7 separate regions of the Homo sapiens genome follow, and all the other regions are linked to region 1. A link is a loop called in an ENCODE intact Hi-C map of the cell type or tissue named here. Cell type or tissue: GM12878. All regions are shown on one strand. Links, peaks and the distances in the headings refer to the core of each region. The heading gives the core; the rest is flanking DNA.

The links. Hi-C counts contacts between places; a loop is a spot of excess contacts. Peaks named below come from ENCODE experiments on the same cell type or tissue, not always from the same donor. Only the 100,000 strongest peaks of a DNase experiment are listed, where the experiment ranks them.
Region 2: a loop joins it to region 1, with 8 times the contacts of the local background. A loop is called at or near these places in 14 of 110 quality-filtered maps.
Region 3: a loop joins it to region 1, with 14 times the contacts of the local background. A loop is called at or near these places in 27 of 110 quality-filtered maps.
Region 4: a loop joins it to region 1, with 17 times the contacts of the local background. A loop is called at or near these places in 32 of 110 quality-filtered maps.
Region 5: a loop joins it to region 1, with 11 times the contacts of the local background. A loop is called at or near these places in 43 of 110 quality-filtered maps.
Region 6: a loop joins it to region 1, with 6 times the contacts of the local background. A loop is called at or near these places in 8 of 110 quality-filtered maps.
Region 7: a loop joins it to region 1, with 10 times the contacts of the local background. A loop is called at or near these places in 46 of 110 quality-filtered maps.

Annotation. Positions count from the first base shown.
Region 1 is chr2:50,142,077-50,146,453 of GRCh38, reverse strand. All of the region lies in intron 18 of NRXN1 (neurexin 1), which reads left to right. Among named protein-coding and RNA genes, the nearest start is that of MIR8485, 550 kb to the left of the region's middle. In GM12878, for the core only: a CTCF peak has its summit at 1,974 (motif pointing right); a DNase peak (open chromatin) is centred at 2,033; H3K4me3 peaks cover 398 bases; H3K27ac peaks cover 256 bases.
Region 2 is chr2:48,597,987-48,602,363 of GRCh38, reverse strand. All of the region lies in intron 3 of STON1-GTF2A1L (STON1-GTF2A1L readthrough), which reads right to left. STON1 (stonin 1) reads right to left here. Exons shown (of 4, transcript NM_006873.4): 4 at 3,851-4,377. Among named protein-coding and RNA genes, the nearest start is that of GTF2A1L, 18 kb to the left of the region's middle. In GM12878, for the core only: CTCF peaks have their summits at 825 (motif pointing left) and 1,959 (motif pointing left); a DNase peak (open chromatin) is centred at 1,974.
Region 3 is chr2:49,614,778-49,619,154 of GRCh38, reverse strand. All of the region lies in intron 1 of LOC124906005, which reads right to left. Among named protein-coding and RNA genes, the nearest start is that of FSHR, 460 kb to the right of the region's middle. In GM12878, for the core only: a CTCF peak has its summit at 2,149 (motif pointing left); no DNase peak of the experiment used is centred there.
Region 4 is chr2:48,944,420-48,948,796 of GRCh38, reverse strand. No RefSeq gene overlaps it. Among named protein-coding and RNA genes, the nearest start is that of MIR548BA, 110 kb to the left of the region's middle. In GM12878, for the core only: a CTCF peak has its summit at 2,133 (motif pointing left); a DNase peak (open chromatin) is centred at 2,096.
Region 5 is chr2:49,768,714-49,773,090 of GRCh38, reverse strand. No RefSeq gene overlaps it. Among named protein-coding and RNA genes, the nearest start is that of FSHR, 620 kb to the right of the region's middle. RefSeq lists an enhancer at 19-518. In GM12878, for the core only: a CTCF peak has its summit at 2,008; no DNase peak of the experiment used is centred there.
Region 6 is chr2:49,255,149-49,259,525 of GRCh38, reverse strand. No RefSeq gene overlaps it. Among named protein-coding and RNA genes, the nearest start is that of FSHR, 100 kb to the right of the region's middle. In GM12878, for the core only: no CTCF peak of the experiment used is centred there; no DNase peak of the experiment used is centred there.
Region 7 is chr2:49,685,820-49,690,196 of GRCh38, reverse strand. No RefSeq gene overlaps it. Among named protein-coding and RNA genes, the nearest start is that of FSHR, 530 kb to the right of the region's middle. In GM12878, for the core only: no CTCF peak of the experiment used is centred there; no DNase peak of the experiment used is centred there.

The sequences.
Region 1 (4,377 bases), core at 194-4,193:
TCCAGTCTATCATTGATGGGCAATTGGATTGGTTCCAAGTCTTTGCTATTGTGAATAGTGCTGCAGTAAACATCCATGTGCATGTGTCTTTATAGAAGGATGATTTGTAATCCTTTGGGTATATACCCAGTAATGGGATTGCTGGGTCAAATGGTATTTCTAGTTCTAGATCCTTGAGGAATCACCACACTCTCTTCCACAATGGTTGAACGAATTTAGACTCCCACCAATTTAGGAGTTTTGAAAATCTACTTGGAAATGCATAGTAACTACTGCAGTTCATACTTTTGAATGAATCATGGTAATTATAACTGCCAGTTTAACCCGCCTTCTCTCCTCTCATACACACTTAAAGAGCTAGGTTTTCAGTTACCTAATTCTTACTGATTGTCAATTTAGCCGATAGTGTCTCCATGACACTCATATTATTCTTCCAATTTCCCAAAAACTGTTTACCAATTTGGGGAAACTAATGAATTTTTTTTTTCTGGCTATTTGTCATCCCTAGACTACTGACATAATTCAGTTATCAACACCTAAAGTAGTACCATATCACCTATCCATAGCACTTAGGTAACTTATGAAGAAGTAAAAATCAATTGAGCTGTCAAATGCATGCAAAAAAAATCATCTGCCCTCAAACCTTAGAAGTCTTCAGTCCTTCTTATATTGGGCATTAAATATTACCCATCTATAATTCCAAAATAATTTATTATCCATCTTCTGACTCCAAGATGTATTAAAGGAAAAGGTAGACCAAAAAGATGAATGGGAGTTGTCACACTCAAGCCATTTGGTTGCAATGGTGACACAGCTAAGAGCCTACGCAGCTAAAAAATAAGGAATCTCTTCCTTCTTCTCCCCTAAAAAAGCAGATTCAAAGATTATAGCTTTCCTAGACTGGGTCTTGTTCTGGAGGGGGAGATAGCGTGAAGATATTTCTGGATCAATTGACAGGAAATGGGGAAATAGATTGTAGATGAGATCAAATAATCTACTTTTTAGATTAGATTATTTGGTTGGTAACATTATGATTATGTAAGACGATATTATTATTAGGAAATACACAATATTTAAGAGGTAAAGCGCCATGATGTATGTAATTCACCATCAAATGGTTCAGGAAAAAAAACAATTTCTGTGTGTGTGTGTGTATTTGTGTGGACAGAGAGAGAAAAAAATTAAATAAATTGAGAAAAATCCTAGTGTTAAATTTTAGTAATAGGTGAACTTGGGTAAAGGGATGTTTTGTGCTTTTTTTGCACCTTTTCTATATGTTTGTAATTATTTTCAAATGCAGTTTTTAAAAATCATAGATCTAAAGGTTTTTTAAACAGTAAATACTAAAAATATGCTTTTATACTATTTTCTTCTCTATATTTGTTAACATGGCATTAAATCATCACAGAAATAGCCAGCATCTCATATTTTAAATAGCTACATTTATATTAGTTATTTCAGGAATGATATAGTTTATCATTTAGTTTATGAATTTTAATGAATTATTTGTGAATAACTAAAATATAATTTTAAGTTTCAAATATTATAGGATAAAAATGTCAACCCCTAGACACCTTGGTTATAGGTAAATATTCTATCATGTTGTATACAGTGTTACATAAACTTTTCAAGAGCATATAGAACCAAAAATAGGTAATCAACTCGTCCAATATGATTTTTAATAATTTCTAGTAACAGAAATTATCGACTGGCACAACCTGATATTTCTCCTTTAATTTTCTTTCTTACAGCCCTGTTTTTATTGGCCCTGTTTAATGATTGATTTACATATGCATATACATACATACATATATACATATATAATTATTCCATACACTAAATCAAAGGTTATCATTTGATGAAATTGGCTTCTTCTTTATCCGTGTAGTTCAAATATGCCCAGTTTCCCCCTCTATTATAAATGAGTGATTTTTTAGGAGATTGAGTTGGGGATGACCTTATAATCCCTGTAGGTGGCAGTATCTGCCAGAATTTTTGTGTGACACTGTTTCTCCCCCCTAGCTTTCTGGTTTCACTTTTAGACTGTTGTCTTAGACAGTCAGGAAAACTCAGGGGCTGTGAGTATCAACCTGGATGAAATAAAGGTGCAAAAATTCAGACAGAGTGGTGGTAGCGTGGGCAAGGCTCAGGTAGGGCTTGAAACTAAGGGAAAAAACAACAATGAAAAATATGAAGGAAGCTTACCAGTTGAATCAGTGTGGCCTCATTGCTACTGTCCGAATTAGAAAGAGCAGAAACTGAAAGGTATTTTTTGGATCCCAAAACTGTCTCCTGGGCTGAGCCTCTTCATTAGTCTTCAGAAACCATGTGGCTATAATTTGAAAGATAATTCTGCTATGATTGCATTGGAGTGGGGATGATAGTGAATAATTTATTTCTTACTGAAGAAACCAAGATTATTTCAGTAGCTTTCACAGGCCAGTGTTTTACTTTGGAAAACCATCCTAAGGATGAAAATGGAAGAGGAGAAAAATATAGCCATAGTTTTGGAGAATGTTAAAATTTTTTTTTAGTATTCTATACGGGTAACGTTAGAATTAGCATACATTCTGTGGAGTTGGAAATGCCTTTGAAGCTTAATCAGTAAATCCATTAAAAAATCACTGAGCAATTACGCTGGGCAAACATTGTGCACCCTAAAGTATGGGGAGTAGATCAACCTAATGAGTGTAGATGGCCAGCATCTAGAAGAAGTGGGAGGCATGATTGAAACAGTAGGGTAAAGCCAGACTATGGATATTGAATACTCCACTTATGAATTTGGATGGATCATGTAGAGTCAATTAAAGTATTTTCAAAAGGGAGTGATATTATGAATGGGAGCTTTTTAAAGGAAGATTAATCTGGCTGTAGAACATTTGCACATTTGCTGCTCTCTCTGTCCTTAGGTAATAAATGGATATCTAAAAGTTACATATCGTTTCCCTTGTTTAATATCTAGGTTGATTTTAATTATACTTAAATCAGCGCATAATAAATTAGTGTCTTCCAGCCAAGAGTGTCTCTAAATTCCCTCGATAGCATGATCCATTGCCTGAGTGTTCTTACATAACTATAAAGTTCTTTCATATTATTTATCCTAAATTGTTCCCTCTGTACTTAAGCACATTAGTTTTCGAGCTGTACCCATTAATGAGATTAATTGGTCAATGTTTCTTTTCTGCATGTCCCTTTGCATATTTGTATATGTATCTCCTTTTCATGGTGCATTACATTTTTCTTCTTTATTTCCTCATTCTCTTTTATTTTTCTTTCTTCATTCCTTCCTTCCCTCCTTACTACCTTTCTCTTCCTCTCCTTTCCTTCTTTCCTTCTTTCTATTTTCCATTCCTGTGTTCATATTTCTTGGTTTAGTTCTCAACCTAACATTGCATGGTATAAAATGTTAACCAAACAGGCTCATAAAGAAGGAAATAAAACATATATTTTGTCATATTATTTTTTCTTAGTTTTTCATGGAATTCTGTTACGGGGATAGGGTGATAGTTCAGACTGGCAAACAGTCTGCTTGACATTTCTGGTGACTTCTTACTGTATTCTTTGTAGGTTCTATGCCTGGGTTTCGCTTTATTCTCACCTTCTTGCTTTTGCTCAGTCTGTTGTATCTGATCTCCCTTAATGCCACACCTCTTAAGTCCAACCTATCTTGATTTTTAATTATTTCCAGTTTTTAATATTTCTAAATTTTTAAATGCTTATATAACTAAAATTTATATATTAACTGGTCTGATAAATTTTTTAGCATTAAGGAATTTTAAAGTATTTCTTACTAAAGTTATATGAAATCATTTTTTAAACTTAATTAGCTTTCATGGTTTGATTTTTTTAATTGATATACATTTTTATACATATTTACTGGGTACATGTGATATTTTGTTATATGTATAGAATGTGTAACGATCAAGTCAGGGGGATTTATGATATTCATCACCTTGAGCTTTTATCATTTTTATGTGTTGGGAATGTTTCAAATCCTCTCTTCTAGCTATTTTGAAATATAAAATGCAATTTTATTAACTATAGTCACCCTACTGTGCTATCAAACATTAGAACATATTTCTTCCATCTAACTGTATGTTTATACCCCCTGTCCTACCTCTCTTCACCCCCTTTCTACACATGAACACCCTTCTCAGCCTCTGGTATCTATCATTATACTCTCCACCTCCATAAGATCAACTTTTTTAGCTCCCACATATGTGTGAGAACATGTGATATTTGTCTATCTGTGCCTAGCTTATTTCACCTAACATAATGCCCTTCAGTTTCATTCATGTTGCTGCAAAAGACAGGTTTTGATTCTTTTTTATGACCCAAGAGTATTCCACTGTGTACATATACCACCACTTCTTTATC
Region 2 (4,377 bases), core at 138-4,137, 1.5 Mb after region 1:
TAATCCATCGGCATATACTATTGGCTCCATATTTCAAATATGTTCTGAATTCAACCATTTTTCATCTCCTGTCACCACTCTCAATCACCGTCACCTCTCACCTGATGCTATCATCTGAATGTTTGTGTCCCACGCAAAATTCATATATTGAAACCTAACCCCCAAGATGATGGTAGTGAAAGGTGGGGCCTTTGGGAGGTAATTAGGTATGAAGGCTCTGTCCTTATGAACAGGATTAGTGCCCTTATAAAAGAGGGTTCAGGGAGCCCTTTTGCCCCTCCTGCCATGTGAGGACACGGCAAGAACGTGCCTACTATAAGAAACAGACAGGCACTCACCAGACACTGAATCTATTGGCACCTTGATCTTGGACCTCCCAGCCTCCAAGATTGTGAGAAATTTGTGTTGTGAGAAATTTCTGCTATCCCTCAGTCTCAGGTATAGCAGCAAGAAAGGACTAAGACACCTGAGATACTGCAATAGACTCTTAACTACTTTCTTTGCTTCTGCCTCTACCTCCTTTTTATGTCCACACGATCATCTTAACATGTAACAAAGTTCTACCCCTCCTCTACACAAAGCCTTCCAGGGGCTCCCATCTCACTCAGAGTAAAATCCATGGCCCACAAAACCCTAGGTGGTCTGCCTCCCCCACCTCCCCACAATCTCTCTGATCTCTTTCCACCTCCATCCCACCCCCTTGCTCACTCCGATATGGCCATCCAGCAGCCATCTGTCCTCTGTGATGTTCCTCTGACGGGTTAGCACCCCGAGTCCCGCACCTATGCACTAGCAGAGCCCTCTGCTGGACACACTCTTCCCTGGGGATCTGAGTGGCACTCTACCTCATTTCTTTCAGGTCTCGCTGCTAGAATGTCATCTCATCAAAGAGAACGTCCCTTACCAACCTATCTAAAATGGCACGCTTCTACCACTCTTTATTGTTTTACCCTGCTTTATTTTTCTGCATAGCAATAATCACAACTTGATATTTATTGCCTGACTTCCCCCACTATTATATGCTCTCTATAACAGCAGGAATTAACTGTTTTTGTAATTACTTGTCCCTAGTACCTAGAAAAATGCAGACATATAGTAAGCACTTAAGAAAATTAGAATGATCAGCAAGATGATTATTTGGAACGAAGGTCACATAGCATTTTGAGGTGACTCAGAGTGCCAAACTGGCAGCCAATGTCTTTAGGAAGCCTTCTGTACTTCAGAAGGCTTTGGGAATGCTGCGTGCGTACAGCTACACTCATAGACTACTCATGATATAAGACTTTTGGAAAGAGAGTGTCCTAACTGGCTTTACAAAAAACAACAACATCCACCCAGGGAGATTTCTGAGAGAAATACAGAGCCCATCTTGAAAAGAACAATATTCATTACTCCTTTCTGAGGACTGAAACAGAACCAAGGCTTGTCCCTGAGTCAAGGCAGCATGAAATATTCTCCTGAAAGCATATATCTTTGCTTGTTCTTACCTAAGAAGCTGAAAGTACAATCCTGGACTGGAGATTTTTAGAGACCACATTGACCTTGACACATGCCAAAGCAGGATGAATTAATTATAATATCTTATAAATCTTTTAAAGAAAGAAGATTTTATTAACTCTCATTAGAAAAATTTTGTTTGAAACCTGTGGAGAAGGAAGACACTGTTTTTCTTTCTCTGTAACAGTTAGAAATGTTCAGAGACAAGCATAGTATTTAAATCTTTCGGATGTGTAAAACTGTATTTGACAGCATTTTTAGACTAGGCATTAAGAATACTTTAATGTGTTTGTCTATTGCATTAATTTTAATTATACTCCACTGGACTCACAATGCTTTGAAATGCTTTATTAAATGCCCCCAAGATCTTGCACTAATCATAATACAAGCACCACCAAATTTAAATGCTTATATTTCTAGAGCTGGGTAGCATCAGCTTGCCCGAGAGCACCCTCTTCTGTTTAAAGAATGTACTGCAAATTACATTTCATGGAGTTCACAATTCTGGATTCTACAAAAGGGACTTCTCAGGAAAATGTCAACACGCACAGTCATATTATTTAAAGAAGCCACTCTTCCCTCTGAAGTTTGGAAGGCTGTGCGAGTGCAGATACATGAAGGGTAAGCAGCAAAACCCAGAGTCTAATGATGCTGTGCCTTTCTTCCCCAGGAAGTCTCACGGAAATGAACTGAAATATTTTAAAACTTGGGGCAATTAATCTAATCAGTTTTCCTTTTCCTTACAGAGGAAAATGATTACATTCCTTACAGATGATTTTAAAGGCACAATATTATCTGTAGCTTGTATCTATGGATTTTTGTAATTCAACTATTTGCTTCTTGACTAGCAACTCTGTCTTGCTTTAAAAATTAGTCAAATTCATATTTCATTGCCATTTCTAAGCAGGATAACAAAAAGTGCTTGTATCATATGACCTAGGGAAATATGTGGATAATTAGATTGAGCCCGTGAAATTCCCATCAAGAAAGGTAAATATTGGCGATTACATATGATTCAACAGAATACACATAACCCTGTGTTTTAGGGCCCTGGCTAAGGGTATAAGTTCCTTGGAATACAGTAGTTGCAGAGGATGGGGAGGGTCTAGGAGAGACAACATCAAAATCTACCCTGTGTCTACACAAAAGCGGTGGGACAGTCTAGCCAGAGTTGAGACAAAACAGGGAAGAATTGATTGATGGGATTTTGAGGACTGTTGTTACAAATATGGTCAGTTTTTGCCAGTCAATCCTTTTGCTGTTCCTGAAGAACTAGGGCCAAGCCTTGTGAGTGCTAGCAGTGGCTAAAATGGTGCTTCATGCTCTGTCTTCTATGAAGTACTGATGCCTTTTTGAAATATTAACTTTAGTAGCTCAATAAAAATTTAATTTCAACACAAGGCAGATTTCTTATAAAAAGGAGGGTGGAGAGGTTGTTAGGTTCGTCCTTTATAAGCACTGATTCCCTTCATATCTCCTACAGCCTCCCTCCACTCCCGCACAACTCTCCTCCACTCTCCCCCAACTCCCTACCACCCACACGTATATCTTACCTGATATATATTCTGTGCAATTTTGTAAAACTGGTTTTCTAAACTTTAAAAATGTGGCTTTTAGGTGCACATTAATTCTACAGGACTACTCTACAAGTTGCCAAAGGTTGAAAATTCCATGGAATTCTGTGGACAAAGTTTTTCCTGTTTTCAAGGAAAAATTGTGAAAGGCTTTGAATAGTGGTAATCTTATGCATGTATTCATTTCATATATTTCTTTTTTTTTTTTTTTTTTTTTTTTTGAGATGGAGTCTCACTCTGTTGCCCAGACTGGAGTGCAGTGGCGCAATCTCTGCTCACTGCAAGCTCCGCCTCCCGGGTTCACACCATTCTCCTGCCTCAGCCTCCCCAGTAGCTGGGACTATAGGCGCCCGCCACCACGCCCAACTAATTTTTTTTTTTTTTTTTTTTTTTTTTTTGTATTTTTAGTAGAGACGGGGTTTCACCGTGTTAGCCAGTATGGTCTTGATCTTCTGACCTCATGATCCACCCGCTTCAGCCTCCCAAAGAGCTGGGATTACAGGCGTGAGCCACCACACCCAGCCTCATATCTTTGTGAGTCATGATTATACCCTATTTTTAAAATCATCCTTTATAACATTATCAACTATACTTTGATGATGTCATTTTTCCAGGATATGCAAAGAGGTCATGGTCACTGACTCCTTAAGAGTGGAGCCTGACATATGCCTGACAGAGGGTCAATTGTTTAAGGTTATTGAAATTGATTTCATACCTTAAGAAAAAAAAATAGCCCCAGGTCTTGCAGAAGAAGATATAAATTCACAGCACAGTAAGAATAGTTTGAAATACATTTTTAATTTTTGAAAAATCAATATGTAATCTACAAAATATTTTGTTACATGATTAAGGCTCAACCTGTCTTATATTTGCATTGACAGAATACAAAACTGTATTTTAAGTAAGACATTATAATAGTCATTGTTAAGGAAGTCCTTCTAACTGACTTTATAAGAAAAGGGGCTGTATCACAAGCATAGCTCTGGAATGAAGGGAACTAACATCCTAGAACTGTCTAATATATACATCAGGTTGTAAAATTCCAGCCTTTATTTATGTGCTGGAAAGTATCTTTTTTACATATCTTTTTTTAGTGGATAAACTCTTGTGATTCCCACAGAAAAAGGAAATGTTCTTAAATTCAGATCTGCACAAATCATCTACCCATGAATTCATTTACACAGTTAATATGATCCTGTAACTGGAAAGGTGACCAGACTAGTCACAAACTGGTCAACTCCTTGGAAGTCTGCTCATTTGACTCCAAAATGGTCAAACTCACAATGGAGTGATCTAAGCAAAATGA
Region 3 (4,377 bases), core at 133-4,132, 530 kb after region 1:
AAATCAGGAAGCTGGAAAGCTGGGCCTAGAACCAGAGAGTCTGGACACACATACCTCTGTGGATCCCCTAAGTGACTGTACATTGTCCTATATTTCTAGATCAAAGGAAGTGATTTCTCCTTCCACTTTTAGGAATGACTCGGTAATTTCTACCCCTGCCCCCACCCCCAACCTCCTGTTTCCCCCAGTAAATTATAAAACCTTATCTTGTTAGAATATTCCTTAGAGGAAGTTAAGATACAAATCTAACTTTTCTAAATGGGCCAATATATGTAGGCTGGAGAAGGGAATACGTTAAACTTTTTACATTTGTTCTTCCTGCTTCTTCAAGGCACACTTCTTTTCTCTTTCCCTTAAAGTTCTAGCTGCTTCTGCTCGTTAGATGCCATTTTCATTATTAGAGCACACTTTGTTGCCATAGCAATTCTTCCCCACTCTCACATTTTATTGCACTTATAGTTGCCACAGGCAAAAGAGAAGGGATGGGGGGTGGGAGGAAGCATGATTTTATTTTCTCTCAAGTAGCCAGGTTTTCTTCTAATCTGAGAACATTTTAACTCCACCCAAAAGGGAGCAGTCTTACAACCAGAAATAGCATCAGAGGTGTATTGCATGGAAAGACAGATTGCTGCTGTCTAGGCTGTGACTAGTACAGCGCAAGGTGCTTTCCTGGATCTGGGTGGATTGATATCATTTATGTATTAATATTTCTGTAATTACATATTCTGTGTTAACTTGTAGGCTTTCACATTTATATTAACAGAAAAAAATACGAAGTAGGACTTCTATCATTGATAAAGGTCAAAGAAGAAGCAGAAATGGAAAGATTCTACCAAAGTGCCTTCCAAGGGTCACCAAGGACAGAGCCTCATGGTAACCATGAACCCCAAGGCTGTAATAATAATAATACTTCACGTGGGCATAGTACCTTGGCGCTTTTAATGTACTTTTACATGTGTTGCCTAATTTTTAATTTGTAGTTGTTAAACGGTACACCCTCTTTGAAGGATTCTCCATTGACTATAATTCATCCTGTCTTCATCTGTTTTGTCAGTTTTTTGATGAATATTTTTTTTTGTCTCCTACTGACTTAATATTGAACAGACAGCATCTTAAACTATCTAATTCTGCTACTATTTCACATGCATCAGCTTTATCCTACCAGACAGAACTTGCTATATGGGAATCCATTTCTTTTCTTTTTTTTTTTTTTTAGTTTTTAAATTTTTTTTGGAGGCGGAGTCTTATTCTGTTGCCCAGGCTGGAGTGCAGTGGTGCGATCTTGGATCACCACAACCTCTGCCTCCTGGGTTCAAGTGATTCTCCTGCCTCAGCCTCCCGAGTAGCTGGGACTACAGGCGCATGCCACCATGCCCTACTAATTGTTGTATTTTTAGTAGAGACGGGGTTTCACTGTGTTGGCCAGGCTGGTCTCGAACTCCTGACCTCATGATCCGCCCACCTCGGCCTCCCAAAGTGTTGGGATTACAGACCTGAGCCGCTGCACCTGGCCAGAAATCCATTTCTTAGATAACTTTCGTGACACATGTGGGAATCACCTTAATGAGAGGCATTCTGTAAATTTTGCAGGCTGATTGAGATTCATATTTTCAGCCATTATTGTGACTATACATTATATACTTAGAAATTCAAAATTACCTATTACAAGCCAATGACTGGTTACATGTAAATTAAAAAGTACAATTAAGTTTTTCTCTCTCAGCATGATATTAAACATAATCAAATTTTATAAATACTTCTTAAATATTTTTGCAGGAGGAAAAATCTGCTACTTTCAACTGTAATTTTGAAATGTTCAAATATGTATAGACAAGCTGCTGTATTTTATATAAATGAATGTATTCATAGAACAAACTTTAAATTTCAGAAAACAACACAGATTGCAGGAGTTTAAATTTCTGTTCATATTCCAATAGAAATGAGTAATGTGACCATTTTGGGAATAGTGGCAAATTATTGAGGAGGAGTGCGTTTCTACACTTGCCTAAGATTGCTATTTTGTGGAGAAGCATTTGTGGTCTGGTGACTCAAGACTGGGAGAAGTAGGTAGCTACCAATTCTCCATTCTAAATTCGGCTTTCTTTGCTCCATCTGTCCTGGACTCATGTTGAGATCTTGTCTAGGTAACACTACCCTCTACTGGTGGAAGCAGAATTCCTCCTCAGTTCTTTAATCCAACAGCAATGTGTTGTAGAATTTAGACTATTAGAGACTTTGGGGATTATTTTACAGGTGAGGAAACTGAGGCCCACAAAGCACAACAGTCAGGGATATGACTTGATAATTTATGTCAGAAATCAGTAAAAGAACTCTGCTTTTCTTACTCTTAGTTGGCTATTTTTTTCCCCAAAAAATTACGGAGTAGAACTGAAGTTCCAAAAACAACATAAACTCTAAATGTAATACCTGAAGCTATAGGAACGTTTGTTAAGAACTAAACATTTATTTCTGCAAGAATTATTTGTGCTATTTAAATCTAGGTCAGGTGAATTACTCAAGATTTATCATAGACCTTTGCATTATCTTTAAAACTAGTCAAATACACTGCTTTTTCTTCTTTTTGAAATGTTTTGCCATTTGTTGCTTTAGCAAGACCGTGCCTTCAAATGGAATTTTGTCCTATGAGTCTTTGGGAATTTAGTAGATGAGCACATTTTAAGGACAGGGTTTTTCCAGAGGACCTTAGTTGGTATCCTTTCTTCTTGCACATTTTCATGATGTCATTATGTGTTTAGCTCTATCAACATAGGGTTGGCCATATGAATAGATAGAGAAGGCAGCCATTTACATGAGAAAAGGGAAATTTGAGCAATAAAAATACCACATGACCTAAATTACAGTAACTTTGTACATCTTCTTAATTCAATATCTATCAATCTCCCCTCTCTAGCACACAGTTAAGGAATCTAGATGTAGGAAATAAAGATAACAAAAATTTGTAGCCCTAGTGCCCTCAATTAATGCCTATATTCTCTTATTTTACATAAATCCTGTAAAATTGGTTCAAAATATATGAAAACAGCAAATTATGGAGTAGGAATACATGTTAGTGGTAGAAGATCTGTTTCAGGAATGTGCACACATTCCAGTATAACACAATAGTTGATTGCCTGACAGAAAAGAGGAGACAAAAGGAATAGGTGCAACTGAAAGTATTGTAGTCCATGCTTCTTTGGAAGGGATCAAAATTCATACATATTTTAGGAAAGTCTAATAGTTTGTTTTATAGTAATGACCTAAAATAGTTGAAAAATGGTTAGTGTCCCATTTAACTGAACTTACAGTGAAAGACAGCTCCATATTTTTTCTCTTATTTGTATTTCTATTCAAAAATAACTAAAATTAATAGGAACTTTACTAATTTATCCTCAGCTATTCAGAAAATTCAACTATGCAGAAGAAGCTATAAACTTAAGAGAAGTTGTTAGTTCTTTGGGATAGTCATAGTCAAGTGGACAATTGCTTTATACAAGCCATTCAACAAAAATATATTGAGTGCCTAGTCTACTATGTGCCAGGCAATGTTCTAGTCCCTAGAGAAGCTGTAGGTATCAAAATAGATTCACATCCTGGTTCTTCTTGATTTTAAATTTTAGTAGAGGAAGGCAAACGATAAACAATATAAATACATCAATATATACAGAATGTGAGATGGTAAAAAATTCGTGGAGAGAATATAAAATAGGAAATAGGGATATCAAGTGCCAGTGAGGGTAAAAAGAAGTCGAAACTGTAAACAGGTTAATGAGGAGAGGTCTCCCCTAGAAGTGGTATGAGGAGCAAGACCCTAAAGGAAGTGAGGAGGCAAGCCATGCAGGTGTCTGAAGAAAGACTTTATCATAACTTACACCTTTACATTGTCATTAAATGCAATCTTTCAGTAATCTCAATTTTAGTCACTCTACATTTGACCACTATTGCTTGTATTTGCAGTTCTCTCTTTGTGCTTCTTGACTCCAATAGTCCTTGAACCTGATGTTGATTATACATTGATCCCACATTCTTTTCACTGACTTCCAAGCCTTTTTAGGTCCTCACCTCCCTTTAAATTCCATAATGAATCATTATCACCACTCCCTAACATTAACACTCCATTGTCTCTTCTTGACTTTTATATTTAGTAAAACCTTAACTCCAGAGAAATCCGTATCATCTTGTACTTTGTGCCTATAGCCTATCTCTTTAAATTAAGAACCACTAACCTCGACTGGGCCCATGATGTTGCCCAGAAGTCATACTTTCATGTTCTAGTCCATTTCCTCTTCCACAGAACCAAATGAATATTCCATTCTCTTTTCCATCTCATTTTAACTCCAATTCACTGTCATTTTTATGCCATTCTTCCAACTTCACCAA
Region 4 (4,377 bases), core at 176-4,175, 1.2 Mb after region 1:
CTCCATTGTTGGGTTCAGAAAAGAAAACCAACAATTTGCAAAGACTTGAGCCATGTGGGACTCCAAAAATAGTAAGGCTACATAACAAAAACTTTGTCATTAATACCCTATCTCTTACAATTTATTTTAAAAAGTTTATCTTGGCTAAGTACAGAGCTAAGTATGTTCTAGCTGAACTCAGCCTACACAGCTTTCCTGACCATCGTCAAACCAAAGAGAGAGTTTCAGAATCAATTGAGTTTGATCAAAGTTCACCAGGAGTACTTTAGAGAGAATATTTGACTACTTTTAGCCATTTCTCAGGGCAGGCACAGTGGTTCATGCCTATAATCCCAGCACTTTGGGAGGCCGAGGAGAGAGGATTGCTTGAGGCCAGGAATTCAAGACCAGCCTGGGCAACATAGGAAGACCCTGTCTTTTTTAAAAAAATGTTTAATTAGCTGGTTGTTGTGGTACATGTCTGTATTCCCAGCTACTTGGGAGACTGAGGCAGGAGGAGTATCACCTGAGCTCAGGAGTTCAAGGTTACAGTGGGCTATGATCATGCCACTGTAGTCTATTTCTAGCCCGAGTAACAAAGTGAGACCCTATCTCAAAACAAACAAAACAACGAAAATTTCTCAAAGGCAGAAACTCATGAGAGGAGTGAATAGACAGTCACAAAACCATATCCTCTATAGGGTACAGTTCCTGCCATAATTTAATTCATTTTTTTCTCTCAGCATATGCTTTCAAACTCCCGTCTCTCTTTAGCTGTTCCTTTCCTTCCAGGAAAGATCAAATCTTCATCTATTTTGATTCTATTCTATTCTAATAAGAAGATATAGAATGGTTAGGATAAAGTCTTTCATGGCTTCTCCTATCAGAAAGGATACAATCCAGTTCCTTCAAGTAATTCTGGGTAATCACTAATTACTCTGAAACCGAGCAAGACGCTTTCTGTGGCTCCATTATGGAATTTCTGGATTAGAGAGGACAGAATCAAATTCCTTTTCTCTGCCAAAGGCTATTTATCATTTGAAAAGCATCCTGTGAAAAACTGAGAAAAACAGTTATAACTTGAGCCTCCAAGAAATTTACCCCACTAAGGACATTATTTTCTCCTAGTAAAATAGTATCAATTTATAAGCCAAATAATTTATTTCTGCATAACTGGCTAAGATGTCCCTCATACAAGGCCCTTTGATTAAGCATGAAATAAAACCCACTGCCATTATTTATTATATTGACTCTCAGATTGAAAATAAGGCCTTAACATTGAATAAAGATGTATCATAAGCCCTCCTTATGTCCCTCAACTGTAAAATTGGAACACAAGACCATCATCATGGCTTTTTATGAGGCTTCAGTGACAACTAAGGGGGTTCAACTAATCAATAATAATAATGGAATTCCCAACAATGAACATCTTCTACTTCACCTTTCTGTGGCTCTAGACACACATGCAGACACACACACACCCCACAATGCCTTTATAGAACATTTTCCCTTTCAGTTTTTTCCTCTATTCCTTTCTCTACTCTCAGTCTGTAGCAAAGACTCTCACTCCCGGTTCTCCCAGTGAGAGAAAGATCTTTTACTAAGACTCCATCCACGTGACCAAGGAAGAAAGTTAAAATTAGAAAAAAAGTAGACCAAGACCAACCAAGATTCCTCAGTGCCTTCTTTCTTCTCCTACTGTAGACACACTACACCTCCACCTCTTTTTCCCCACCACTAAAAGAACAGGAAAAGGTCTTGGGGAAAACTGGCACAGCCGCTGACAAGGTAGATATCATCATCTCCCATTTTACAGGTGAAGTAGCTGAAGCCCTTGGAAGGAAAATGACTTCCCAAATATGCTACAAGCAGCAACAGGTGAACTAGAATGCAGATTTTGTGCTTCCTAAGACAGTATTCTCCCCATTTCCCCCACTGTAGGTTTCTAACCAGGTACTCAAGTGTTCTCAGTTCATCATAGTCTGTATAGTCAGAAGGACACTAACATTCCCTAATTTTTATTACTTCAAGTATCAACCATTTCACAACACCAAAAAAGCTTCTCTATGTCAATGTAATAGGTTTCAACCACCTGCAGTCGACTGTATGCCACCCTTTGTTAGTGGGCAGCTTGCCAGGCTAATACAAGATCACCATCTAGTGGTGAAATCAAGTAACTACAGGCTACACAGTAAATCAGATTCTTCTCTGCACCCCCCACATCTAACCCCAAGCCTATGGGCTAAGCCACTGCTTATGTTATTTTCAGCAAACTTCCAGAAATAATTTACAAATAAAATTGATAATTTTCCATTACATAAAACATGACATAATTTTAAAATTCTTTTGAGATTTAGGCATCTACCAGGTCAATATAAATATACTTAGACTCACATACACATAATTTTCTACCTGCCCAGCTGATTGCTCTTAGCAGCCTGCAGCTTGACATCCAGTGAGGCTCCAAGTGAAAACTAGAGATGAACCACATTGCAGATGGTTGTAGATAATCACAACTTCAGGTAAGTGCTGGACTCTACTTTCATTAAAGTTGTTCCAGAGGCAGTATCAGAAAGTACTCTCCAAACAAAAATAGCTGCTTCTAAAAAGAATGTGAATGTTGATTTCACTCCCAAACAAGTATTTCTTGAACATCTATTATAAGCTACAAAAAATAATATGAAGTATCTTAGATAAGCATTGAACGGTCCTTTAGCAATCTAGATTCTGCCCACTACTCATTATTTTATGGAACCTGCTACCATCATAGTAAACAAATATACATATTTTAAACACAAAACTCTATAATCATTTTTTAACACAATCACCATGAGCTTCTCTGCCGCCCTTAACACCGTTGACAAAGTACTCATCCTAAAAGCCTCTCCCATTTTTAATTCTTAGACCTGCACACCTCTGATAATGCTTCTAGTTTTTAGTCTCCCCATGCCTCCCAACAATGTATGTATCCTCCAAGGATATAACCTGGGGCTCCCTGTCTTTTTTTGTCTTTATTTTCACAATCTATCACATTTATGATTTTGACTATAGTATCCGTATATCCATTCCTGACGTCTACTCTAAGCTCTAGTTTAACTTTTTTTTTTTTTTTTGAGACGGAATCTCGCTCTGTCACCAGGCTGGAGTACAATGGCGGGATCTAGGCTCACTGCAACCTCCACCTCTCGGGTTCAAGCGATTCTCCTGCCTCAGTCTCCCAAGTAGCTGAGACTACAGGTGCACCACTACGCCCAGCTAATTTTTGTATTTTTAGTAGAGACAAGGTTTCACCATGTTGGCCAGGATGGTCTCTATCTCTTGAACTCATGATCTGCCCGCCTCGGCCTCCCAAAATGCTGGGATTACAGGCGTGAGCCACCGCGCCGGACCTAGTTTCACTTTTTTAATTGTCTTGTGGCTATCTCCCACCGGAACTTCAAACTCAACGTACCCAAATCAGAGATCACAGCTTTGCTCCCAACTTCATTTCTCTTTGCTCATCATTTCAATCCATCAGGCTCCACACTTCGCTGTTACTTTAACTCCTTCCTTTCCCAGTGCCCTCTATCTAATCAGTTCCCAGGGCAGTCAGCACTACATCTGCACTGATTGCTCATCATCCCAGTTTTCCATTTCTCTCCAGGGTCACTACTGTGATTCATGTTCTTATTCTCTCCTACTCTGACCACATCTGTCAGCACATATTTGTTCTAAGCATATTTTTGAAGAAATGACCATATACCAGACACTGACTAGGTATTGGGAATATAGCAGGAACCAAACAAGACAACAGCCTTCCTCTGATGGGCCTTATGTGTTATTGTAGGGAAAGAAAAAACAAAGGAGGAGCAAAGAAAGGCATACAGGAAAACTTCAACATTCTCTCCCTCAACTCTTTTATTCAACAGAACAAGATGCTCTATTACCATCTCATGCCGTATTCTGCACTAAAGTGAACTGTAATGAAACCCAGAAAATTTGAGAGACATTTTACATAGCTAATGGTAAAAAAGAGGAAAAGCAAATGCCTATATTGTTTCCCTAAACCTCAACTCTTGCTTAACTTTATAAAGTCATTTTTATATGTTAAGAAACAACTCCTAAACATTTGAGGGAAGACGGAGTTAATTAGCCAAAAAAAAAAAAAAAAGTGTACTTATGCCTTGCTGTAGCTAAGACTGTGAAACAACAAGCTTTTGTTACTAGGAGGAGAATTAGTTGTGTGTGCCTGTTTCGATCATTTCGTTGGAAACCTAAAAATCTAAATTATGGGTATTATACTTGAAAGGATTAGCTCATCAAATTGATGCTTATTGAGCCTAAAAAGCAATCAACAAGACTTGTGTTTTTTCATAGTCCCAACATTAATTGCTGATTTTAAGGACTTATATACTTGAG
Region 5 (4,377 bases), core at 174-4,173, 370 kb after region 1:
TTTTTTTGTAGCAAGGCATACCACATTGGTCTTAGGTCACGTTGTTATAATGAAACACCATATGCTGAGAACATGAGCAACAAAAATTTATTTTATGGAGGCTAGGAAGTCAAAGATCCATGTGCCAGGTGATTCCCCTTTTAGTGAGGGTCTTCCTGGCTTGCAGGTGGCACCTTTTGCAATGTCCTTGCATGCTGGAGCTAGCAATCTCTCTTTTCTTCCTTTTGTAAAGCCATTAATCCCAATGATGGTTGCAGCGGCCCATTTGGAGCAGCCTGCAGGGATGCCAGCTTCAGCAGGGGAGGTCCTGCTGGGGCAGCAGGCTCCCTGGAGTTTGCAGGGTTCAGCACAGGTGGGAGTCATGCCCCCTAGGGAGTTGGTGGGGCAGGAGGCCTGTACTTGTGGGCACAGCTGCAGCTGCCCAACTGAGGCTCCAGACCCAGGCATTCCTGCGTGCTGTCTGGGTGGGAAGCACCCCCTTCCTCCCTCAGGCTCGGAAGTGCTTGCTCCTGCTCCCAGGCCTCCCAACACCCTGTGTCCTCTCTGGTGCAGAGCAAACTTGCAGCTGACCCTGGATGCTGTCGAAACACGGCTGGGTGTGCATGCACTCAGGATGGCACTGACACGCCAGTCCCCTGGTCCCTCTGGAGTTGGTCCTCTCTGGACTTTGGCCAGACTTTGGGAGGCGGGTTGTTATGTTGGTGGGGAGGCACTGAGGGAGGCTTGGCATGGGCCTGCAGGCAACCCTCTATGGTGGGAGGCAGACAGGACGGGAAGGTACGGTCCCTGTCGAAACTCCACTTTGGTCAGAAATGGCCTGAAGCCTGGGGACCTGGGTGCCAGTTCTGGTTGACCTTCTCATTCAGCGAGGACTTCCTTGATGACCATTCAGACTGTTGGATGATGCTTTTTCCAGGCCTGCCCATGGCTGCCCCTGAACCAATCAGCATGCACTTCTTCCCTTCTGAGCCCATAAAATCCCTGGACTCAGGCCTGTGTGGTGGCTCATGCCTGTAATCTCAGTACTTTGGGAGGCCAAGGTGGGCAGATCACCTGAGGTCTGGAGTTTGAGATTAGCCTGGCCAAATGGCCAAAACCTGTCTCTACTAAAAATACAAAAATTAGCCAGGTTCAGTGCTGGGTGCCTGTGATCCCAGCTACTTGGGAGACTGAGGCAGGGAGAATTGCTTGAACCCGGGAGGCAGAAGTTGCAGTGAGCCAAGAATGCACCACTGTGCTCCAGCTTGGGTGACAGAGCGAGACTCCATCTCAAAACAAACAAACAAAAACCCCTGGACTCAGCCAGACTTACACAGATGTCAGGGCTACCAGCTATGGAAAGGAGCCACCCACATAGGGTTTCCTCAACTCATCGGGATGACCTGCCAGCAGAAAGGAGCTACCCACCACAGGTCTCCTCTCTGCTGAGTGCTGGATTCTCATTGGGACAATGTACCTGTGGAAAGGAGCTACCCACTTTAGGTCTCCTGAGAGCTGTTCTGTTGGTCAACAAAGCTCCTCTCCACCTTGCTACCCTCCAGTTGTCCATGTACGTCATTCTTCCTGGATGTGGGACAAGAACCCAAACCCACCGAATGGCGATACTGAAAGAGCTGTAACACAAATAGTGCTGAAACATGTCCCCTGCTTGCCACCTTGTGAGCTATAAGAAGGAGAGAGCTGTTGCTCTTTGGGGAGTCCAGACTTAGGTGCTCCCTGAGCCAGGGCTGTTATGCCCTCTTTGGGGCTCTGTGTTTCCTGGTGTTTCCAGGCTTCTGGGCACCATCGTGTTCCCTAGTGCCTGCAGCTGAAGCTGCTTGCAGCATCCCTGGTCCAGCCACAGCCTTGTATGGAGTTGTTGCCTGGAGCTGCCCACCCTGCTGCAGCTGGCGTACCTGGCTGTGCACAGTGGCCAGACCCTGCACTTGCTCACACACCCCTCACTGCTCTGTGCCTGACTCACCCTTGGCAGGCGTGGGATTTGAGCCAGTAGTGTGAGCTGAGCGCAGCCTGCTGGGCTAAGTGGGTAGAACAAGTCCAGCATGCTGACCATAACTCAGGCAAAGGCACACTGGCCACAGAGGTTTCCAGCTGGAAATGTGACACCTCAAGGATCCTGTGACACCATCATGAGGGCCTCACCCTCTTGGCCTCATCTAACCCTCATTACCTCTCAAAGCCCCCATGTCCAAATACCATTACATTGGGGCTTAGGGCTTCAACATATGAATTTTGGGGAACACAATTCAGTCTATAGCAATTTATAAAGAAAGTGGCTAGAGGTCAAGGGGAAACATGATAGGGGATGGGATGGGTTGTGAAGGCTTTTTTAATGAAAAGAGTTAGGGCTTTCCTTTATAGACAAAAGGTAGTCACTGAACACCTATTCTATTATATATTAGCTGGGTGCCCTTGAGCGGTTTCTGTATACCTCATCTTCCTATTATAAGTATTGATTAATTAATACTACCATCTGGGTGTGATAACAGTCAATAGTATAATGCAGTAATTTTGCAATATGAGAGGTAGAAAATTCTGTTAAACCTTATTATTGGGGGAATCAAACTAGTTTGAAAAAAGATGCATCAACTAAGAGCTAAGAGAGGAGGAGTTAGAAATGGGGAGAAAAAGGCTGCATCTCAATACCGGCTATACGCTGACCTTAGTTTCAGGCACTGTGGAGGAAGATGGGGCTGGATGAAATCGGGATTGAATAAGGGAAAAGACTGTCCTAGAAAGCTAGACCCTTTATAGAGGTGCAGAGCTTCCCACAGTTGCTAGTCCCTAGATCTTCTACGTTGCTTTTTGATTCCCTTAATCCTACCTATTAACATTTGTCTCACCTCTGGATGGTACTTTCATGAAAAATACAGCCTATTATAATTTGTCAATTAAAAATAATATCAATATAATTTTATTCAATTCCCCCAGATAATACTTCTTGAATAAAGGAAAAAAGAACCTGTGGGAAATCTTATAGTAGAAGCCTAGATTTCAATTCTCTCATAAACGGGAAGTGCTGGGGGTATTACAAACTCCTGACGAAGCTAAACACCTTTTCTTGCCTAAATGGGTCCTGAGCTTAGGCAGTTTAGAGAATTGACTAGGCCTGTTAGACTATAGTATCTTTTTTACCTGCTAATATCAGGCATTGGGCAAAGGGAGGGAGGTGTACTTTAGGGCAAAGATGATAGAAAAAGGAATGTATTCAGAGTGTCTCAAAAATCCCAGCTGAGGGTGCCATGCATTTCTTGCTAGGATCTTGCTGCAATTTAACATAGGATTCTTTTAAAATCATATTTCATTATTAATCACTTATGCTTAAAGATACATATATTTTCAATCAAAAATCCCAAATCTTTAATGTAGTACAACCCTGCACTGTGAATTAAAGATGGTATTTAGGCCGGGTGCAGTGGCTCATGCCTGTTATCCCAGCACTTTGGGAGGCCAAGGTGGGTGGATCATGAGGTCAAGACATCGAGACCATCCTGGCCAATAGGGTGAAACCATGCCTCTACTAAAACTACAAAAAAAGTTAGCTGGGCATGGTGGGGCGTGCCTGTAGTTCCAGCCACTTGGGAGGCTGAGGCAGGATAATCACTTGAACGCAGGAGGCAGAGGCTGCAGTGAGCCGAGATTGCACCCCTGCATCACTGCACACTCCAGCCTGGCGACAGAGCGAGACTCCATCTCCTCCCCCAACCCCCACCACCCAAAAAAAAAAGATGGTGTTTAGCACTCTGACCAATCTTGGTTCAATTTAGCTTCACTGTTGCTGTTTCTATCTCTTCATATTTTTATTTCTTTTTTTATGGAAAAAATGTGGTTTTGTTTCAACCACAATTACAAGTATCCAGAAGGGCCAAAAAAAAAAAAAAAAGATGGGGAAAAGGGAAAGTGGAACTTATTACATTTTATTAATTCTATATCTTAGAATTAGTGCTCATGATAATATTCATGACCTCACTAGCAACTCATTGCAGCCCCAAAATCTCATCTTTAAAGTCATATTGAACCATCTAACAGTAATTCATAGGTTCATCTTGGGAGGCAGACTCTTTGTTTAGGCAGTAGTATATAAGTCCCTGCTACGTTGAAATTGCATGGTAGGTAGTTTACTTCAAATGCCTCAGCTAACGTGCACTTTCTCCCCAAGTTATTCTACCTTTCAGGGCCCAGTTCAAGTTCTATCTCTTACTTGAAGATTTCCCAAATGCTTCTGTCTATACCAATTTTTCTCCTCTTTGAGCTGTCAGTGAATAATTGACTACATTGTTGATATGCTAGATCTCATTTTCTGTTTTTTTCCCAAATAAAAAAATCAATGAGTGTTTATTGAGCAAAAAATAATAGAATAAATTATTTCTGCTCTTA
Region 6 (4,377 bases), core at 291-4,290, 890 kb after region 1:
GTTTTCAGATTGGGATCATTGCAAATAATAACTGTTTTGAATATTCCTGCATGTGTCTTTCAGTAGACTTACACAAATATTTTTCTTGGATACACATTTAGCAGTGGAATGTTGGGATATACATTATGTGTATCTTCAACCTTAATGAATATGTTTTCCAAACTTCTTTCCAAAGCTATTTTTCCACATTGCAAACATAGCACAATGAACACCTGTCTCTTCACCTAGACTCACCAATTAAAAACATTTTGCCATATTTGCAGTGTCTCTCACGGTAACAATGCATTTTCTTATAATTATTACTATATATTTTTACTTATTGTCCTGTCATCATTTTGATGAACCATTTTAGATTCAGTTGCAGACATCATAATCCTTCAACTGTAAATATATGAGCATACATATCAAGAGAGCAAAGACATTTTCCAACATGTCACGTTCTCTTACTTATCAAAATCAGGACATTTAACATAAATAAAATATAATTAACTAATACAGTGCTGCCCAAACTTTAATGTACATACAAACCATTTGGGGATCTTGTAAAAATATGAAAATGATCCACTGGATCTGGAATGGTGCCTGTGATTATGCTCATAATTTAAGAAGCTCACAGGTGAGGCATATCCCCAGATGGTACTATGAGTAGCAAGTATCTCATGTACATACTCAAATATTTGCAATGGTATTAATAGTATCCCTTATAGCATTTTTTTCTGATCCAGAATTAGTCCCAGTTCAAACGGTACATTTAGTTGTCATATTCACCTTTATTGTTGAAAGATATGTCACAGGGCTAAAATTTAAGTTTCCAGTTATTTTCTTCCACCATTTTAAAGATATTACTTCATTGCCTTGTTCTAATTTTCAAAAGCTGCAATGCTTTTGAGAGATCAGCTTTCAGTCAAAATACTGCTCTTTTGAAGGAAATCTTTTGCCCCCCTTCTGGATATTTTTAAGATGATGTCTTCTATGGATTTCTGTAATTTCACTGTGATTTGTCTAGGTATTTTTAAAATTTATTTTGCTATAGTTTTGTTGAATTTTTTTCAATCTATGGATTGAGGTCTTTCATCAGTTTTGGAGAATTTTTAGACATTAGCACTTTAAATATATGTGGTTGTACTATCCTCTCTTCCATTTGTCTCAAACATGTATTAGACCCTACTGCATCATCTTTCTCTTACCCACTCTCCTGAATTTTCCATTTTTTTGTCTCTTTGTACTTCTTTATAGACATTTTATTCAGTCTATATCACATTCCACTAATTTTCTCTTTATGTTTAATACACTCTTAAGCAAAATTATAAACTCAGTGAATTTGTTTATTACATTTCCATTTTAAGAATTTATATTGGATTATTTTCAAATATGCTGTATCACTTTTCAGAGTTTTGAGTTTCCAAGTTGCTTTGTGTTTTATTGTCAGTGACATGGCTAGGCTGAACTACCAGTTCCAACATTTGGAATCTAAATAATCTTTTAATATATATATATTAAATATATATTAAATAATATATATATATATATATGTACTGGGATTAAAATTTGAAGGCCAAACAATAGGTATCAAATACAAAAGTGAGGTGACAAAGGAGCCGATTTTTCAAAGAAGATTCTACAAAGCCAGTTTGACAACTGGTCCACAAGGAAGACAAAAACATGTTGCACAAAATGCAACAGAGCAATGGATTTTTGAGGAGAAAGGCTTAATTTCACAACTAGAGAAGCGATCTATAAGACTAGTCAGAAATTGAGAAACATTCTCTGCAGCTAGAAAATACAGAGGAAGGATGCTTAGTCTGAAAGACTCCAAAGATGAGAGGCCAGCTAAAGCATCTCATGGGAGAAGAGTGAAATGCTTGAGGGAGTAACTACTATTCCCCCAATGATGGTCAAAGATGCATGAATCCTGGGGGCCAGATACGGAACTATGGTAAAAATTTGAGCCTGTGATCATGTTTTAAATGATTCTGGGTCAAAAGATTTGCTTCTGGGGCAATGGCATTTCAACAGAGGTTCTAGAGTGGACTGCTGAAAAAAACAAACAAAAAAACAGAAAAAAAAAAAAAGCAGAAACCGAGGGCATTTCAAGAAGCAAGTTAAAGAAGAGGGTCGAGCCAAGGAGCATCTAGAGAACCCACAAATGCCATTAGAGAGTTGGCTTTATGCATCTTTTAGGCTTAGGAAAGCAAAGCTATCTTCTTATACCAGTCAAGTAAGAACTTCTAGTTCCACTACTTCTCTTCTTTCATCCACTACCCTGGAAAAGTCAGTAACAACATCTAGGAAGTAGGAGAAAAGGCGAGCAAGTAAGAAAGGTGAATCTGAGGCTGGGCACGGTGGCTCACGCCTGTAAATCCCACAACTTTGGGAGGCCAAGGCGGGTGGATCACCTGAGGTCAGGAGTTCGAGACCAGCCTGGCTAACATGGTGAAACCCTGTTTCTACTAAAAATACAAAAAAAAAAAAAATTAGCTGGACGTGTTGGCACACTCCTGTAATTCCAGCTACTCAGGAGGCTGAGGGGGGAGAACCACTTGAATCCAGGAGGCGGAGGTTGCAGTGAGTGGAGATCACGCCATTGCACTGTAGCTTGTGCAACAAGAGTGAAACTATCTCAAGAAAAAGAAAAGAAAAAGGTGAATCTGATTGCACTCTGCTCCTTGAAGGCAGGAAGCTTAGCTGCAGGTGAAAGGGGAGAAGCATTTCCATTAAAGTCTTCCTTAAGATACTGGGATAGACATCCTGGTTTCTGTATTGAGTTTATATTTGTGACTTAAGGAAAGCATAGGACTTTCTATTACCTATAAGTACCCAGAAAATTCACAGGGGATTGCTAAGATGTTTATTGAAAGGAGGAGAAAGAAATTTTCAGCAAATTAATTTTAAAGGGTCAATGAGGAGTAAAAAACACAGCTGAGTTTTGCATGATATTCTACTTTTCTGAGTCAGAAAAAAAAAAATCACAGCAGAGTTTTAGTAAGGTGGTTCCAGAAAGAGAATGGAGAAGAAGCTGGAATGAGGAAAGCCAGGAGAGACCCTATTAAAAGAAGTCCACGTGAGATAGTGAAAAAATGGTAATATTTCAAGGTATGGGGTACCTGGAGGGAAGACGTGTTTATATCACTCCCATAACAACTGTGGGGATGTGAAAAGAGAAAAAATAATTAGTCAAAAGTCCTTTATGTTTATTTCACCTCTGTAGTTTACTCTCAGTGTTGCTTTCAATTAATTGTTAACCTTGTTAACTGTTAACTCACTTTCCTCATCTCTAAAATGGGAAAAATAATATTTGATAAATTAATGTGATAAAATATGTAATGATGTATGAACTCACCATAAGTTAAATGAATGATAATTAGGTTACCTAAAAGAATGAATGAATGAATGAATGAAATACCCAGCTCCAGAGTAAAAGCAATAAGCTCTGCATATCTAAAATACCATCCAAATGCTTCTTCAGAGCTGAACTTCCCAGGTAAACATTTCAGTGTGTGTGTGTATGTGTGTGTGTGTGTGTGTGTGTGTTTTCTCCTGATAATCAAAGTCATGTTTAAATATTCAGTAGATGGCTTTAGTGCCTTAAGTACTTGTCTGGAGATTACACCTAGACTGGCACAAACCTGTTGGGGTAAGTGATCCTACTTGCTATTCAGTTTAGTGTTTACCAGCAAGTGTTCAGTCAGAGCCCTGTGCTAAAGGCTGCTGGCAAATCTTCCCATGATGGCTGAGTTGAAATGAATACCGAGGCAGTGTCAGCTTCTGGCTTTCATTAGATTCTCTCTGACCGAGGCGAATATTAAAACAAGGCCACCTGACAGAGTCATCTTGGATTCCTGTAGGAAGGGACTGAAGGTGCTGGAAGCAAAATGAGGGATGGGTGGGAAAGCATAATAAGTTCTGCAATTTACAAGTGTTAATATGAAAAATCAGAATGTGAACCTCACTGGAAAGAATCTATAGGCTATTTATCTACTCAAAGTGACCTTGTAATCTATCAGTCATTAAAATGATAGCAAAGAACATGAATGCCACCCTGTGGCTACCAGTAGAAATTATATTTAATATAACAATTTTACACAATTAGAGGATAATGGGAATGTGATTAAAAGAAATCATACAGATGCCAGGAGAAAGAGGGACAGCCAGATAAACAGTTATCACTGTTAATATATGACTCAGGGAGGCATTACCTAAAATACTAAGGAAAAAAACTCACTAAAGTCTCCTCCAAAAAAAGTAAGCAAAAAGAAAAACAATCCAATTATAGACACATAAAGCTTTAGACAGAGGCACAGATGGATTTCTGGTAATAACACCAGATTTAAGAACAGAGAAGGAAAGGTATGTTTTATGGTATTCTTCTCCGTAAGC
Region 7 (4,377 bases), core at 157-4,156, 460 kb after region 1:
AAAAATATATAGTAGAAAAATCGTTGGAATCTAGGGAAAGGCAAAAAGTTCTTAAGAGTTCACACCATAAACATATTCCATAAAAGGCAAAATCAATTAGACATCATCAAAAGTTATAAAATTTATTTAAAGATCTTGTCAAAAATAATGAAACGATAGGCTACAAAGTGGTGAAAATACCTGCAAACCTCATAGCCAACAAAGAACTATTATCTAGAATGTATCATAAACTCTTTTTTTCATAAACTCTTAAAATTCAATAGTAAAAGAACAATCTAATTAAAAAATGGGCAAACAAATGAAGAGGCATTTCACCAAAGATTCATATAGCAAATAAGCACATGAATAGATGTTCGATATTACTAGCCTTTAGGGAAATAGATATTTAAGCCACAATGAGATAGCAGTATATAAGTATATATGTAAAATAATGACATCAGCAAATTGCAGTGAGGATGCATAGAAACTGGATCACTTATACAGTGCTGGTAGGGGTGTAAAATGTACAGCTATTCTGGAAACGTGTGGTGTTTTCTTTAAAACTAAACAAGAACCTACCATATGGCACAGTAATTTCACCCCTGGGTATTTGTTCCATGGAAATAAAAACCTGGGTTCACACAAAAACCTGTATATAATTTTTATGGCAACTTGACTATAGCCAATAGCTGAAAACAACCCAGATTTCCTTCAATGAGTGAATGGTTAAACTGTGGTACATTCATACCGTTGGATACTATTTGGCAAAGAGAGGAACATACTATTGATCCACCCAACAACCTAGATGAATCTCCAGAAGATTATGCCAAGTGAGGAAAAAAAAAAAAGCAATCGCAAAAGATTACATTGTATGTGATTCAACTTATATAATATTCTTAAAATGACAAAATTATAAATATCGAGACCAGATCAGGGATGTGGGATGGGAAAGGGAAGTTAGTGTAACTATAATGGGTAAAATGAAGGAGGCTTGTGATGATGGAAATGTTTTCTGTCTTGACTGTATAAATGTCAGTATCCTGCTGGTGATATTACACTACAGTTTTGCAAGATGTTACCATGAGGGAGAAACTGAGTAAAGGGCACATCGAAACTCCTTGTATTGTTTTTTACAATTGAATGGAATTTACAATGATTTAAAAATAAAAAATAATTTTTAAAAACTCTAGCTATAGCATGGAATATGGATTATAAGATGATAAGACTGAAATAAGAGATGGTGAGCTAATGGAGTGAAGGGATGGGTGTGGTTTAGGACTGGGAGGTTGGCACACTACACTTAGCACAAGCTATTTGTAACTGCTGCTAATAATCTCTCAGATTTGTTTGTTTTCCTCACAAATTAAATTTCCTAAGGAGTAGATGTTTTGCAATGAATGTGAAAACTTTATATATCCTATTGTTTTAAAAACTCTAATCTTATTTGACATGCATGGATGAGAGCTTTGAATTATATTGTACAGAAAAGAATCAGGTTTTGATGTGAGTAAATATCCTCATTTTACCTGTTAATAAGCATTTTCTACATTATGCTTTCATTAGGCAAATGTAGTATAAATTTAGTGGGATGGAAAAGCATATGTGTGTGTGTCTTTGTATATATGTGTGTGTATATATATGTGTGTGTGTATATATACACATACACACTACATTACATAACACAACATAGACAACCACACCTTACCCACACACCCACCCCCTCCAATCTTATAAGCAAGTCTCTTTGTACTATAGGGGAAGAGCAGTTCTATCTTGCACCATCAGATTTTGGCTAACTGCCCTCAGACCCAAGCAATAGAATATCTAACGCCTAAATATTCCAGTTCATTTCATTAGTGTGCAATGAGAGACGAAATGAGCATCTGGAAATTGCAGCTCTCTCTGAAAGGCATAATTTTCTATTAATTTTAGATGAGAGCTTACTGGCTCTCGAGTAAAATACACTGCTGAATTCTTTCAACCTAAAGAAAAATAAAGGCAGACTTTAACATTTGGGGGAAGATGGTAGAGATGATTTAGATAACTACATATTCTTGGATAATTTCATACATATTCTGACCTGAAAGTGATGGAAAAGAAAACATAAAATATCACATCATTTATAATGGAGAGAGCTAAATATCACTGCATGTATTTTGTATTGTATTTTCTCCCTCTGCTGGCCAAGTGGCTACATCAACATTAAATAAAAAAGATTTTTTTTTTCTCTGCACTGTATAATGTGGCTCTAAAACTAGAAATATCTATTGAGAGAAAATGTCATAAAATTTCTTGTATATTGTTTTCACCTTTAGTGCCCTCAAGCATTCTCTACACTCTCCCCTAAAAATAGAAATAAATAAATAAACATTTTATCCTTAGCAAAGACCTATATTAGCAATGTCTACCTTGGTGTGATTTTAAGCCAATATGCTCCCTGGAAGACTCAATTCAATTTCACATTTATTGGGTCTACATGTGTCAGGTGTTCTAGGTGCTGGGCACATAAAAATGAATAAAGCAGTGTCCTTCTCCATCCCTCAGGAATACATACCCTGGCAAAGAAGGGAGGTCCATAAACAGTTAAAATTCAACATAAATGCTGAAAGAAAGAATTGTATAAAGTGCCAGCGAACTTCAGATGAAGAAAGAATTGGTAGACTGAAGAGTCAGGGAGAGCTACAGGAAAACAAAGAGACAGACAATTGAGATTTGAAGCTTCAAGTATTTTGCCCTATGTTCTACACTGGGGAGGGTCTTTGGGGATAATAAAACATAGCCAAAGGTATGCAATGGTGAAATTTTATTTTGGGGTAACGATGACCAGGCACATAACATAGATTTAGAATTTGTGGGTGAAGTGGCTGGAGCAGAGGCTGGGAAGGCAGTTTTAGAACAGAAATGTAAGAGCCTAGATAGACACTCTAAGGAGTTGAAACCCTGCCTTGCAGCAAACAAGAGACCACAATTATTTTTAAGCAAGTGCTTTACAGGATTATCTTAGTATATTTGCATTTGTGGCTTGATTTTTTTCATTGTGAAAAGAATTTACAGTTTCAGTAAGAAGGGACAGACTTTTTAAAAGAGGTTCTTTCTTAAACCACTGCTAATCATAGGAGGTAGGAAGCTGGGACTATGTGTGTATTTAAGGCTGAGATGCAGGTCTTGGCTGCTCCCTCCGTTTATTTACATTCACTCTTTGATGACCTAAGGAAATGAATTCATGTGAACTTGACAGCAGAAGTGAGGGAGATGGAAGGCATAATTTCTCATAGTAATTCTACAAATGCCTGATGTATAAATAAATATTATAAAATTGGAAGTATGTTATTTCTAATGTGCTAAAGGACAGTTTCAGATTGGTCGATGCATAAGTTGCATTTTACTTTGGACTGCAGCACCTCAATTTGCTTCAGAAGTTGCACCTTTTATTCTATGTTGTATTAAAAAATTAAATCTATAACATGCAGATGGAAATGAAGGCAAAACATTAAGTTGCTGGTAAATTAATGTTCTATTTCTGAACATGGACTCAAGGTCACTGAGGGTCCTGGGAAGTCTTTTGTTTGTTTTGTACCCCTGCAGAAGCAAGAACATGTTATATCCCAAAATGTGAAGATATTATTTTATTTTGTTCCAGATGATTATACCCCTTCCTCCTCTCTCCCTGTCCTTCCCCGACTCCCCTGACAATGGTCTGGTACTGGTCTGTAGCCTGTTAGGAAATGAGCTGCACAGCAGGAGGTGAGGAGCAGGTAAGTGAGCATTACTGCTGAGCTCCACCTCCTGTCAAATCAGTAGTGGCATTAGATTCTCATAGGAACGCAAACCATATTGTGAACTGTGCATGCAAGGGATCTAGATTGCATGCTCCTTAAGAGATTCTAATGCCTGATTATCTGAGGTGGAACAGTTTCATCCCAAAACCATCCCCCCATCCCACCTCAACCATGGAAAAGTTATATTCCAGGAAACTGAAACCAGTCCCTGGTGTCAGAAAGGTTGCTGACCACTGCTGTGCTGCTGTAAAGGGCATGATTTTGTTTTGGTTTTATGGCTGCATACTATTCCATGGTATAATGTATGTACCATACTTTCTTTATCCAATCCACTGCTGATGGGCACCTGAGTTGATTCCTTGTCTTTGCTATTGTTGATAGTGCTTTGGTAAATGTACAAGTTCAGGTGTCTTTTTGGTAGAATGATTTATTTTCCTTTGGATATATACCTAGTAATGGGATTGCTGGGTTGAATGGTAATTCAACTTTCAGTTCTTTGAGAATTCTCCAAAGTGCTTTCCACAGGGGCTGAACCAATTCACATTCCCATCCACAGTGTATAAGCATTCCCTTTTCTCGACAACCTCACCAACATGTTATTTTTTGACTTTTTAATAGC